Linked DNA regions of Homo sapiens: region 2 is linked to region 1. A link is a contact called in ENCODE Hi-C data. All regions are on one chromosome and are shown on one strand. The core of a region is the stretch at or near the end of the contact, and the rest is flanking DNA. Distances in the headings are between cores, read along the strand shown. Region 1 has its middle 15 kb from the start of CXCR4. Region 2 holds the start of SPOPL (speckle type BTB/POZ protein like).

Region 1 (2,685 bases), core at 52-2,551:
CTTTTGGAGCTGTTCATTCTGACTCTTCTTATCTGGGTGCCTTTACCAAACAAACAAGTATCATCTCTTACTTGGGGACACCTGGTTGGCATTTGCAAAAAGAAAGGAGTTCCAAGAAGAGCTAAAATTATCAACAGCAGAGACAGCTCAGTTTCTGCTATCTACGGGTTCACCCACAGGGATATCATAATCAAGAAGCAAAGTGATCGATTTGGGAAGTGAGGGGTGAAGGAACAAAGATTCATAAAGAACAATGGGATTGGAGGTATAAAATATACCCTGCTCCCCATACCCAAAATGGAAAGTGCCACTTGGTAGGTGGCCATGTGCTGCATAAAACATAGCAGACAGTTAATGTCAACTCAAACCATTCTAGCAAGACATTAACTTAGAGGAAACGCCAGGAAACTGAGAGGTTGGAAGAAAGAAGAGGTGTATTCCTATGGACAGCTAGCTGCGAGGTCATCCTAGTCTGTTGCTGGTACATTCTACTTCAACCTAGAGCTGACAGCGTAGAAAAGTATGACTCATCTCTAAATAAGATCCCTGGACAGACTCATGGAAGTTCTGCTGCTCCCCAGAGAAGATCACCTGGTGGTCATAGGTTTAAAGACCTTACGAGGCTGGCCCATGGGCCGAGATGCCATTGTGCAGGGCAGCAAGGCCCACTTAGGTAAGAATATACCACATGATTGGCCTCACTGTAGAGGCCATCCCTCGCTTGGAAGCCATCTGGAAGTAGATTTGAACTTCTAAGTGACATCTTAAACAGCCCAAGTCCCAGTGATCATTAAGATCCCTGTGACCAAAAGAAGAATCTCTCCTGATCACTTGTGCACTCCTCAGGGACCAGGCAGGAAACATGGGGGCTGGGCTGCTGCCTTGAAAGCAGCCTTTTGTTACCCCCTCACACTGGAGCAGCTGTAAGAAATGGGTGGCTGCTGGCTGAGTGCAGTGGCTCACACCTGCAATCACAGCACTTTGGGAGACTGAGGCAGGAGGATTGCTTGAGGCCAGGAGTTCAAGACCAGCCTGGGCAATAGAGTGAGACCCCATCTCTACAACAAAAATTAGCTGGGCATGGTGGCACACACCTGTAGTCCCACCTACTTAGGAGGATGAGACAGGAGGGTTGCTTGAGCCCAGGAGTTAAAGGCTGCAATAAGCCATACTCACACTACTGCACTCTAGCCTGGGTGACAGAGTAAGATCCAAGAAAAGAAAAGAAGACAAGAAAAGAAAAGAGAAAATAAAAGTGGCTGCCACCCCCCTGCTCACCATCAGCTTCTGGGGGAACCCAGTGAGGCACCCATCTGCTATGGGTATGAGAGAGAACATCAAGCATCTGGCTTTCCTGATCTTAATGTCTCTTCACATTAAGAATGAGGTGAGCTTCTGATTCTCTTGTCCTGCTCCTTCCACCATAGTCTCTATATGGGCTTTTATCTTCTAGAGAGGAGCACGCCCACCCCAGGACTGGTACCCAGCAGGTGTACCACCAATGTTGATGATACTGATGACTAGACTTGCAGCAGGAGGCAGGCACTATTATTATCTCCACTTCACAGATGAAGAAACTGAGGCCCTAATCCATCAAGTAACTTGCCAAAGCCCCTCTGCTAGTGAGCCCAGGTCTCTTAGGATGAAGGGAGGAACTGAGTGTGTCAGAAGCTCTTAAACAGCACTGCCCCCTCCCTGATTCCAGCAGTGTCAGTCTCCTGCCGCTGGGCTCCCACCTACTTGTGTTTGCAGTCTCACTTGTGGGTTCGAGGTCATAACTCTCTGTCGCTCCTCAAGTGCTCGTCACACCCACTGTTCCCTGGTTTCATTTGTACATTGGGGTTCCAACTGTCAGTCCCCAGCCGGCACACAGGTTTCACTTCCCTGAACCCTAATTCACTCATTTTTGAAATAGGGATCTATCTACCAGAGTGGGTGTGAGAAATAAGAAACGGGGTATAAATATAAAGCCTGCAGGAGCCCCACCATGACGCTGTTCACGCCTTAGTGAGCACTTCACAAACAAAAAGCACCGTGATGAGGTATTTGTGTCCTTTCATAACAATCTTCTCTCTCAACTCTGGCTGACATCAGAATCACCTCGAGCATTATTTGAAAAGGCGAATGCTCAAAGCCCCGCCCCAACCCTGCCAAATCAGAAACAACCAAGGTGGAGGTCCTGGAATCTGAATTTACTTTATAGTAAACAGCGCTACCTGTTAATGCAGGGATCAGGGCCAAGCTAACGTTCATCCCACAGGGAGGTTCTATAAGGGATTCCTGCCGAGAGTGGGAGGTAGGTTTAGAGGACCTGAAAGCTCCTCCACAAATAACAACCCCCTTATGTAGTTGGTTCTCGGTTGATAGCTCCCTGCTGCAAGCAGTGTGGTGATCAGTGTACAGAGAAATATTTTTTCCATCCTATTCCACACTGGTCGTGTCCCAAGCTCCACTCTCTGGCAGCCCAAGTAGGGGTAGATAGGCTCTGGGCACCAGACAAAAACTGTATTCCCTTTAGGGCTGCCTTTCCTCTGCGGAACATGAAGATCACTTTTAACAACCACAAAGTTTCATGAACCACCAGATGAAAGCCAATCGTGCTGGTAGTGTGGTAATGTCTGTTGACGAACAACATTCGTTTTTGGCTTTTTTTTTTCTTTTTTTTTTTTTTGAGACAGGGTCTTA
Region 2 (2,685 bases), core at 73-2,572, 2.4 Mb before region 1:
AACCTTTTACCTCTGTCAGTTTCTAGTCCAAGAAACAGTGGATTCAATTGCAAGTGGGAAAGTGAGTACCACAATGGGTCAAACTAGGCCCAAGATTATTCAAAAATAGACAAAGCATCAGAAGCCTGGAAAGAATCACTGAATGACAGAGTTCAGTCAGGAAAGAGACAAGCGAAAGTTAGGATAAGCAGATGGTGAATCTTATTTCTACTGGGTTGTGTGACTGCTTTGAGAGAGAAAATGCTACCTTCCCTTTTCTTTTATGTTGAATCAATATACAAATACATTGACTCAAAAAGAATTAGGAAAAAGGAGAGCAGCAGGAATACAAGTGGGCTCTTTGAAGACTTGGACCCCGAACCGCGCGGTTAGCTTGATGTACTCTGGTATAAGTGAGCAAAAATGTATTAGAAAGCAGGTTAAAGAGAGGTTAAAGGCATGACCACCGGACTGGAGGTAGTGAGCGGTCTGCGAAGCTGAGAACTCTGCCTAAAATGGGCTAACAGGGACGAGAGTTTCAAGTGTCTGTATTTGGGATGAGGAGGTATGAAAGTGGACGCTGCGCGGTGGCAGAGCATGCAGTTTCTGCCTTTGGGCAGCACTCAGGTAAAAAGGGGCAGGTGTGGAGGTATACAGGTATAGAGGAGGAGAGAAGCCAGAGGAAAAGAAGGGGCGAGGCCCGGGGGTAAAACTAAAGGGGATCCTGGAAGGTGGAGGCTGGGAAATCAAGGAGGGATTGGGGGCAACCCCGGGGAAAGTGGTGCCGCCGCGCGAGGGAAGGGCGGTCCGGGGGCGTGGGAGGTAGTCCCCAGAGCAGGCCGGAGCTCGCCGCCCGAGCAGGGGTCCGGGACCCAGAGAGCAGAGGGCGCAGTGAGGCGCGAGCAGGAGGCCGCCGGTCTACGGAGAGCCGGGGGAGGGGAGCAAGCGCCTGGGGCTGCCGCGGGGACTGGGGGGAGGGGAAGGGGCGCCTACCTGGACGTGCTGGGCGGCAGCGGTCAGTCCTGGTGGAGACTCCTCTCCCGCTGAGGCGGTGGCCGTGTCCGCCCTGGGAGCCCGAGGCTGCGGTGGTGGCAGCAGGGGTGATGGCGGCAAGTCCCTGTGGCGGCCGCCTCCGCCGAACCGCATCCCTCCTCCCCGACCCGCCCTCCTTCCCTATCTCCCGCTCCTAAACTTCTTCCCCGGGATAAACAAACCCGCCGCCAGGGGCGGCCACCTCCGCCACTCCCGCCCCCGCGCAGCCCCCACCCCCCCGCCGCGGGCCCGTCTGGGCTCCGGCTTCCGAGTTACGACTCCAGCCCCGGCTCCAGCCCGCGAGGGCGCGTGCGCGCGGCGGCGGCGGCGGCGGCTCCTGGGCCCTTGCTCCCTCCTACAGCGCCGGGCACTTCCGGGCGGGCCCGGATTTGCCGCCGCGCTTGGGAAGCCGCCACCGCCGCCGCTGCTGCATGGCACTAGGCTCCCGGCGGGGCAGGTTCCGCAGCCGGCACCGCTCTGGCTAGGCGCACGGAGGCGCCTTGCTTAGTCTGACCCTTATTTGGCCAGGCGTAAAACTTGTCCTGCCTAAAAGCCTACTGAGACCTCCTAACTGGTCTAATCCGCGGGAGACGCCAAAGGCGGCGGCCGTTTGTGCGCACAGGATTTTTCTTGGAGCTGTAGCAGTCTAGGAAGCCAGGGTGGAACTTTTGCTAAGCTCCCGTTGTAAGCCCAGAGCTGTAATAACTGCTGAGACACAACCAGCAGTATACAGGCTCCAGTTGGAAATCGAGAACTTTCCAGGTAGATGAAGTGCCCCATGGAGCAGTTTTCAGGTGGAGGGGATGAGGCTCAGCTGGAAGTCTCAGGCCAGAAGGAGAGGCTGCCGAGGGGCGGCCAGGGATGCCTAGGAAGTGAGCGCAGAAGACCAGGCGGCCTCCTGGGACCGCACGGTGGGAAATAAAGCTGCACCTGCACAAATGTGTGAAGAGAGGATGGGATTGCCTTGTCTCTTCGGACATTTAGTTTAAAAAGGGGGTGACAACTGAACTTTTTATTCCCCACGGCCATGGGACAAAGATACTTAATCGAGCTACCAGGAGTAAACTTCTTTAAAGAAGTTTGGGGGACCAACAATCCCGGCTTTGCCAGAACAGACATGAACGTCATTCAAGGATCCCAACTCTTTTTGCTTTAACTGTGCATACGTCAGCAATTTTTGTTTTGTTTTGTTTTTGACAGGGCTGTCACCCAGGCTGGAGTGCAGTGGTGCCATCACAGCTCACTGCAGCCTCGACCTCCTAGGCTAAAGTGATCCTCCCAACTCAGCCTCCCGTAGCTGGGACTACAGGAATGTGCCACGCCCAGGTAATCTTAATTTTTTGTGGAGACGAGGTCTTGCTATGTGGCCCAAGCAGATCTCGAACTCCTGAGCTCAAGGGATCCTCCCACCTTGGTCTCCCAAAGTGCTGGGATTTGCAGGCGTGAACCACCACACCTGGCCATAAACCAACTTCTCATTGCTTACCTGGCTTTCCAAGAAAAGAGAGAGGGCAGAGGGAAAATATTTATTATTTTGCTATGTACTGAGTATTCTAAGCATGGACTTGTATCGTCTCTGTTCTCTCAACAACCTCTCTAAAACTTCAACGTAGAAATTTCCATCTTAAAATTAAGCGACAAGAACTAGAAATGGCAAGTAATTCATCCAGAGGT

What was found. Hi-C counts contacts between places; a loop is a spot of excess contacts on that map. Pooled maps may share reads with other maps.
Region 2: a loop to region 1 is called in a pooled map, with 7 times the contacts of the local background. The contact joins the promoter of SPOPL here to the enhancer-like site in region 1. A Hi-C loop is called at or near these places in 6 of 50 pooled maps.

What each region holds. Positions count from the first base shown.
Region 1 is chr2:136,131,592-136,134,276 of GRCh38, reverse strand. No RefSeq gene overlaps it. Among named protein-coding and RNA genes, the nearest start is that of CXCR4, 15 kb to the right of the region's middle. Within about 2 kb of position 1,301, at least 11 of the 41 ENCODE cell types and tissues checked have a DNase peak (open chromatin) inside an H3K27ac peak, as active enhancers do.
Region 2 is chr2:138,500,407-138,503,091 of GRCh38, reverse strand. SPOPL (speckle type BTB/POZ protein like) reads right to left here and starts at 1,322. Exons shown (of 11, transcript NM_001001664.3): 1 at 973-1,322. SPOPL-DT (SPOPL divergent transcript) reads left to right here and starts at 1,397. Exons shown (of 2, transcript NR_187149.1): 1 at 1,397-1,773; 2 at 2,212-2,685. RefSeq lists silencers at 637-686, 887-1,426.